Regions from separate parts of the Homo sapiens genome. Here region 1 is linked to region 2. A link is a contact called in ENCODE Hi-C or POLR2A ChIA-PET data. All regions are on one chromosome and are shown on one strand. Each heading gives the region's core, a stretch centred on a gene start or an enhancer-like site at or near the end of the contact. The rest is flanking DNA. Distances are from core to core; before and after follow the strand shown. Region 1 overlaps SLC4A5 (solute carrier family 4 member 5). Region 2 overlaps DGUOK-AS1 (DGUOK antisense RNA 1).

Region 1 (4,009 bases), core at 682-3,181, 320 kb after region 2:
GACAATCCTTCCGCCTCAGCCTCCCATAGTGTTGGGATTACAGGTGTGAGCCATCACACGTGGCCACAAGTATGCCCGTTTTAAAGCTGAGAAAACAGAAGCAGAGGACACCAGGCCCTGCCTGAGGGTCCCAGGCTCTGCAGCTTCCACTGCACTGTGGCTGAGGTTGACCCAGCTCCTTCTGAGTGGCCACAGCAGGCCACACCAAGTCAGGCCCTGTGGGTGGCCTCAATACCCAAAAAAAGATGGCCAAGGATCCCAAAAAGACCCTCTTTATTCATGTGGTGTTTTAAGAGCCCAGACCTGGGCTCAACTCCAGACTCTGCTATTACTAGCAGTAGGATCCTGGCAAGACATCAAGCTCCCACTGAGCCTTAGTTTCCTCATCTATGAAGCGGTAATAATCACGCCCCCCTCACTGGACTGTGGCAGGGATTCAATGAGATAATACATGTAATGTGACTGGCTGGCACAGCACTCGTGTACACCAGTCACTCAATAGGTGATATTGCTATTATTGTTGATGCCAGCAGGTGAGATGCTTCCTCTGTTACTACCAGTTACCAGCCTGTTCCCTCTAAACATTCCAAGGGCCCAATCCTTCTCAGCTTCTAGACTCCATGCTCCTCCCATGCTACCTCTGGCCCTCCATCCCAGGCCCCTACGCTGTCTCTGCCCCTCCCTTCTGCCCACAGAAGGTTTAGCTCACCACATGCTGGGCCACTGGGTCAGGGTTTCTCTAATGCCCTGCGGATCCCACATGTGTGCAGCACGTCAGAAGTTAATCCACATAATGAGAAATGCCACAGGTAATAGCCCCTCTGTTCTATAGCTAACAGCAAGAGTCACAAAGTGCCAGCCCAACTATAGGAATGGATTCTAACAGCAGTTGCTGGGAGAAACATAACCTCCATGGGGACCGCTTCAGGAGGCACACTAAAGCCACACAAAGAATCATGCTTTTACTGGGTGGGGACTGACTTAGCACAAAATGATCTAGTGGCCTGCAAACTAGCAAGCAGTGTGGACTTCAACTCTTAGTAAAGATCTGGGAGCCATTATGGCCATCTGGAAGTCAACATCAGGACACGATCCTGGGGTCCTCAGCTCTGGGCAAGTCCTTTCAGACATTCTCTCTCTCATCGGCTCCCTGATGGGTGGCTACACGGTCAGCTTTGTGAGGTCAGGGCCTATCTTGTTCACATCGCACTGCTGGCCCCTGACATGGGTTCACACAGCATGTGTACTCAATGCATATTTGCTGGGTGAATGGATTTGACTGCCTGACACTCGGGAGTATATTTGCTGAGGCTGGCCTCAGCAAGAGAGGAGCCAAGAACAAGGAAATGGAGCTGAGGGTGAAGCAGAGGGGGCAGGGATGGGGGGATTCGGGTGACTCCAGGCCACTGACTATTGGGGACTGGGAGAGGGAACCCAAAGGAGCCAAAACCATTCTTGCCAACTGTGTGAAGTAGGTCTTGGAGGCCCTGAGTCCTAGTTTCATGGGCAATAACATTCTTTTTCTAGAAGGCTGTATACAAACTCCAAGTGTGCCCTCTGAGAGAGGAAGAGGAGAGAATCTGCTGACTTGCTGTGTTCACGGGAATCCTTCCTGGGGTGGGTGGCTTTGGAATGTCTGCCCAGCCCATGTCCCCTCCTCCCATAAGGATGACCCTGGGCAGCTGTATTTGTGTGACATGTGACCTGTGCTCCTGGCCACAATGAATTGGAGCAGGAATGGTTCATTGGACACCTGTCCCAAGCCTGTGAATTTTGAATTGGGTCTCTGAGTTAGCTGGGCCTTTCCTGATGGTTTCTGGGAGACAGAGCTGGTAAATGGAAGAGGCAGAAAGGGCTGGGCTGCAAAGAGAGGAAGCAGCCTAGAGGCGAAGCTGTGGGAAAGGGCTGTGTACACCCAGAGAGGGGGCTGAGAAGGCACTGCGCTCACCCACTTGAGCCCGGCTCTTCGTTTTGCTTTGGGACTGTGAGAAACTCCTTTGTTCTTGTAATATAAACAATCTCTCCCCACACCCCTTCTCTCTCTGCTTCCCCAAGCCAGTTCAAATAGGTTTCTGGCATTGTGATAAAATTACCTTCTTAATCATGAGTCCCCTTTGTATGAAATTCTAGAGTGTGGAGATTTTTTTCTGAGTACCTTCTTGAAAACCATAAGTGTAAAGGTTATAAAAGAATGTTGAGTCACTGTCATAAGAATAGTTAGATTAAGCCTAGTCATGTGAAAAGTAAAAGAGCGGGGAGTAAAAAAAGGCAGGGCAGGCCTAAAGAAAGAAAGAGAGGCAAAGGAAACACTCCGTGACCTTGGATAAGGGAGGAAGCTCAGCTGGGTCAGAGGGGCTGGCAGAGCCTGGCATGTGCATGGCCAGCCCCCCAAAAGTGCTTGTGGATGGAGCCAAGGCTGGAGAAGGCCTAAGTATGTTGGGGGTCAGGGGAGACTCAGTCAAGGCTAGCTGAGAAATTCAGGTAAGAGATCCCTCCGTCTTTCCCATCTGAGTTCCCTACGCCACTCTGGACCTACCAGGCCTGGGAAGGGCAACAACCTCAGTGTGAAATCAGAAAGGCCCCGAGCATTATAAGACCCAACAGCAAAAAGAGAACAACGACATCCATCTCATTGGCGCACAAGGGAAGGAGAATCAGACGTTTCTGGAAAACCAAAAGGGTAAAAGGCAATTATTACTCATGATTTAAGATTTAAAAATGTCACCAAGAGTCTTCAATTTGCATGTTGTCCTTATTGTTCTGTTTTGGTAGATATAAATGCAGTATAATGAAGAAGCTGTCATTTAAAATCAAACTGAACAGTTGCTCTGCTTTTTCCTTCCAAGCCAAGAGGGGTATGGAGCCTAATGATATCAGTAGGAAGTTGAATCTTGATCCCGCTTCTTTCATCTGACAGAGGCCAGTGGGGACGGAGAAAGGAGAGAAGAAAATTTAAAGGCCTCTCAGTTTTTTGGATTTTTTTTTTTTTTTTGAGACACAGTCTTGCTCTGTCGCCCAGTGTACTGACGCAATCTCAGCTAACTACAACCTCCGCCTCCAGTGTTCAAGCAATTCTTGTGCCTCAGCCTCCTGAGTACCTGGGATTACAGGTGTCTGCCACCACGCCCGGCTAATTTTTATATTTTTAGTAGAAACTGGGTTCGCCATGTTGGCCAGACTGGTCTCAAACTCCTGGCCTCAAGTGATCCGCCTGCCTCAGCCTCTCGAAGTGCTGGGATTACAGGTGTGAGCCACCATGCCTGGCCCTCTTTCAGTTCTTTTATGCTGCATAAGCGCTAGACTGATAGATGGTCTTTGTGTTTAGTTCAACACATTATGAGTCCAGTTGGGTGAAAATGGGCTCTGAGCTAAGGTGAGAGAGACCGAGGTAAATCATATGACAGGTAAAGTGAGTGGAGTGAGTGTGTGTGTGTTGGAGAGGGGGCGCTGAGGAGAGGGGGCTCAGAAACCGAGAAGCAAGGAGATACGAGGAGACTCAGGAGGGCAGTGATGGGGGGTGGGAGTTGCCAAAAATATGGTAGGAAGGTGAAACTACAGAGGAAGGTGGCCAAGGGGAAACCTTCAGTGGCCAGAGGATTTTTAAGAACAGGGATATCTAATATCTCATTTTAAAAATTGAGTATCTCGGCCAGGTGCAGTGGCTCATGCCTATAATTCCAGGACTTTGGGAGGCCGAAGTGGGTGGATCATTTGAGGTCAGGAGTTCAAGACCAGCCTGGCCAACATGGTGAAACCCCGCCTCTGATAAAAATACAAAAATTAGCCAGGTGTGGTGGCGGGTGCCTGTAGTCCCAGCTACTCGGGAGGCAGAGGCAAGAGAATTGCTTGAATCTGGGAGGCAGAGGTTGCAGTGAGCAGAGATCATACCACTGCACTCCAGCCTGGGCAATAGAGGGAGACTCCTTCTCAAAAACAAAAAACACAAAACAAAACAAAAAAGAAAAAGAAAAAATTGAGTATCTCTACAAAGTAAACCCCCTCCATGGTT
Region 2 (4,223 bases), core at 606-3,105:
GCTAAGACCCAGGCCAGCTGCAGGTGGGCTCTGAGCAGCCTCTCTGACTCTGGACTAGATTACGTGACTGTAAGATCCTTAGAACGGATGGTAGAAATAGATGATGATGATGAGCCCTTTGATTCTGCCCTCAGAGCCACCCCCTCCCCCATGATCCTGGAGGCCACTTTGAATCATGAAGTGCCTCATAAAGAGAGAATTGCAAAAGACAGAAGAAGCCTCAGGCCCTGACTTCACAGAACTGCAACTTTAGCCCTGGACTCTCTCCTCAGACTTCTACATGAGAAAGCTGTAAACTACTTTTGTTTTGTTTTTTTTGAGACAGAACCTTGCTCTGTCACCGAGGCTGGAGTGCAGTGGTGCAATCTCAGCTCACTGCAACCTACACCTCCTGGTTTCAAGCTATTCTACTGCCTCAGCCTCCCGAGTAGCTGGGATTACAGGCATGTGCCACCACCATGCCTGGCCAGAAAGCTATAAACTTTGAAGCCACTGTTTAGGATTTTATCATTGTATACAATTGTGCTAATATATCCTGTGGCTCTGAGCTTGTTGCAACATTCTCTCTTGCCTAATTTGGGGCCCTGCTTGCAGTGCAGGTGTGTGCCCCATGGCTTACGACTGGGGACCCCGGACAAACGTTACCTGGTACTGGACAGCCTCTGCAGTGATAGATAGTTCCCTGGCCACCAGCGCTGGCACATGGGAGGAATCAGAGAAGGGGATTGGGAGAAACTGTATCACCCTGGGCAAGTCACTGAACATCTCTATATTTTAGGTCCCTTGCTTTGAAAGCAAGGAAGACCATCTTTAAGGTCCTGACAGTCTCCTGCTTAAAATATCCACCTTATGAATGAATAAGCAGCATGGAGTACATGGAGGACTTGGGTTTAGACATCACACAAATCTGGTTCCAAATCCTGGCTGGGCCACTCACCAGCAGCGCAACTTGGACAACTTGCCTCTCTGAGCTTCTGTTTTCCTTAAATCTGAAAATGAAACTAATTTTGCAACTATTTTTCAAGTGGTACCAAGAATTAGAAATATTGTAGACAAACTTCTGGGCAGAGTAGCCACTCAGTAAATGGAACTGGTAGGTGCATGTGAGTGGAGAGAAAGAAAGAGCTGGTGAGTGCTTCACAAAGTACAGCTGAGCTGAGCCTTGAAGGGTGAGGTGAGGACCATTCGGGCAGGTAGGGTGGGAAGGACGGTCCAAGCAGGGGAGCAGCATGGGCAAAGGAAGGAACACACAGGATGTGATGGTGAAGGGTGGGGTGCGTCGAGGTCCTTGTGGGATCAGACCTCATGCCCCTAAGCGTGATACCACTGTGGACCAAAATGAGTGCTGCTTCCAGCTAAGGAGCTTCCTGGATTACATGGCATTCTAGCTGGGCATTAAGTGAAGTAGGATTTTTAGAGCAAGACTGGGTTGAGGGTGATTTGGAGTAAACACCATAAGCAAAGGCAGGGAGCTAAGAAAAGAGCCTGTGAGGGGGTGGGGTTGGGCAGGGAGACCGCAAGGCTAGAGTAGAGGGCAATAGCAGGCAAGAAATGCTCAAATGTTTTAAATAGAGTGCTTGGCAAAGACAAGCCAGGCCAGCCAAGCCTCCATTGCTCACACTGTTGTCTTATCTGTTTCTTTCAGCATTTCTACGTAGGCTGTATCTTTGAGGCCAGAGCCCAAATGCCCGGGTCTGGAAGGAGTCTCTGAGGTCCCTTGGGAGACCCAGCAAAGGGGACCGGTGTGGGACTTCTGCTCAGAAGGTGGAGGGCTGGGAGAGCAGGCAGGCATTCACTCTGCTTCCTTCCTGCCTGGTGGCTGGCTGCATGCCCTGAACTTGACCTCAGATGACCTGCGTGTTCCCTTCAGTTTCAGTGCCAGCAGCAGTGAGCTTCATCTTTGGCTTTTTTTCTCCTTCAGAGCAGAGACTTTCTCTCTGCTCAAACTGGGTTTTTTTTGTGGTGGTGGTGGTTGTTGTTGGCTTTTTTTTTTTTGAGATGGAGTCTCGCTTTCTCACCCAGGCTGGAGTGCAGTGGTGCGATCTCAGCTCACTGCAATCTCCTCCTCCCAGGTTCAAGTGATTCTCCCACCTCAGCCTCCAGAGTAGCTGGGATTACAGGCATGCGCCACAACACCCGGCTAATTTTGTAGTTTTAGTAGAGACAGGGTTTCACCACGTCGGTCAGGCTGGTCTCATACTCCTGACCTTAAGCAATCCACCCGCCTCGGCCTCCCAAAGTGCTGGGATTACAGGTGTGAGCCACGGAGCCCGGCCTCAAACTGGTTTTTGCAGCACCAAAAATCTCCCCAGTACTTGGGCAGACCTTGCCGGTGGGGTGTCTACTGTTGTCTGCCTTTTTTCAGTTTAGAATGATGATTTTAATGGTGCTAGATCATTGTATAGGTACGTAAATAAAGACTAAGGGTGTGTTTGTACAGATGGGAGTGTGTAAGACACGTTTTTCCCAAGCAGACACAGCTAGTTAGCAGCAGAGCTGGAATAGCCCGGGTGTCCTGACACTCAAGCCAGTGCTTGCTGCCCTGCCTATGAGCTGCTTAACTCTGTACACCTCAAATGTCAGCATCTTGAAATCATTGTGTGAAAAAGTGAGTTGGGTTTCAGGCATTGTCCTTGTTAACCCACCACATGCTCAGATGTTCTGTGGTTTGGGTTGGCATGCAAAATAATTCCAAAAATGCCTGGATTTGTCCAATGTCACTGATTAGTGCTTGCTTTAGAAGACTAAGTCCAGCATTAGCCTCAGTAAGGTACAAGGAACTACCACAGTTTCTCCTTGATCAAATGCATAAGGTATAGATGTAGAATACTTATAAAGGAAAGGGACTGACTTCTAATCAACATACAGGCTAAAAATTATTATTGCCAAATAGGCTGGCGTTGCTCAAAAACCTCTTCGGAGTTGCCTTTGGAGCCAGTTTATGGGTCCCAGTAGAGCCAGGCTCTGTTCATCATTCAACAAGAACACACTGAGTGTCTGTATGTCAGGCACAGAGTACAGTGAGTAGCAAGACAGATACACATGTACCTTACAAGTGACCTTTCTACTTAAAAAATAAAATGTCTTACCTAGGTTAGACTACCACCTTAATCACCAGGTTTGGTTCTGAAAGATATTTTTGGCTGCTTTCTAAAATTAAGCTCTTCTTCAGAGGATGGAGAATAAATTCACTGATTGAAAATACTCAGAAAAAAGAGATGTAGCTTAGATAAAGGCAATCTCAAACGAGGAATTCCCAAGACATTTTAAGCTATGGTAATACAACCTCACAAGGAAACAATTTAGATAAGAATATTTATTTGGAAGTAGACATTCTGGTGTGTTTGTTAAAAGTGCAAAGGCACATTGTCAGGAGAACAAGGTTTTGACTCCTGGAGACCAGCCACTTTTCAAAGCAGGAACGACCAAATGATCTGAACCAACCCAGATCTATTGGCTGCTGTCCCCTGCTCATGAGCCCTCTGGCTAGGACTGCCCCAGGCATCCACGTTTGAGAGCACCTGCCTAAAAGATCTGCAAATCAAATCAAATTATAGGATGGACAGTTTTGAAACAAACCTGCTTATTTGCATCTGCCCCAGTGTTGTCAAGGATATTCCACTGATCAAAAGTCATTGCTATAGTCTGAATTTCCAGGTTCTAACAAGAGTACATTTGTATATGCTTTCTATTTCACACACTACTTCCTCATTTATCCTCTCCTCGAAGCCACAACTCTTGTGGTAGACATTAAATATTCTCATTTTACAGATAGACACACAAAGATTCACTTAAATTATGTGCCTAAAGGACCACTTACTAGGCTTGAAACCAGGTCTTGCCGTTCCTCCTGCAGCAGCTCCTCCAACAGGCCACAGGATCCTAAACTCCAAAACTCCTGATCACTCCTGCAAGCAGTTGTTCCCAGCCTGGCTTCACATTGGAGTCCCCACGCCTCGGGGCATGACCTGACATTGCCAAAGACCCCATGGGGTGGGCACCAGGTCCATACGACCAGAATCTCTGGAAGTGGGGCCTTGGCATTGGTATTCCTCAAGTTCTCCAAGTGATTCCTCTGTGAAAAGTCTTGGTCATTCTATTAGAGAATTATCAGAATTTGCTTCCTTCTCTCTCAAAGACCTACTTAAAGGCATTGATGGTCCACTTGTCTTCTTTTTCAAACATAATTCTCTATTTTTCAATGATAGGAATGCTACTACCTC

Evidence for each region. A loop is a pair of places that touch in the nucleus more often than their neighbours do. ChIA-PET counts read pairs that join two places held with the same protein, here RNA polymerase II (POLR2A). Pooled maps may share reads with other maps.
Region 1: a loop to region 2 is called in a map with no recorded cell type, with 2.3 times the contacts of the local background. The contact joins two enhancer-like sites. A Hi-C loop is called at or near these places in 1 of 37 single-sample maps with no recorded cell type and 1 of 50 pooled maps. POLR2A ChIA-PET finds 5 or more read pairs at or near these places in 1 of 52 experiments (activated CD4-positive, alpha-beta T cell).

What each region holds. Positions count from the first base shown.
Region 1 is chr2:74,291,705-74,295,713 of GRCh38, forward strand. All of the region lies in intron 7 of SLC4A5 (solute carrier family 4 member 5), which reads right to left. Among named protein-coding and RNA genes, the nearest start is that of SLC4A5, 50 kb to the right of the region's middle. Within about 2 kb of position 1,932, at least 2 of the 41 ENCODE cell types and tissues checked have a DNase peak (open chromatin) inside an H3K27ac peak, as active enhancers do.
Region 2 is chr2:73,969,361-73,973,583 of GRCh38, forward strand. The region is part of intron 1 of DGUOK-AS1 (DGUOK antisense RNA 1); the gene reads right to left. Among named protein-coding and RNA genes, the nearest start is that of DGUOK-AS1, 10 kb to the right of the region's middle. RefSeq lists an enhancer at 1,682-1,851. Within about 2 kb of position 1,856, at least 21 of the 41 ENCODE cell types and tissues checked have a DNase peak (open chromatin) inside an H3K27ac peak, as active enhancers do.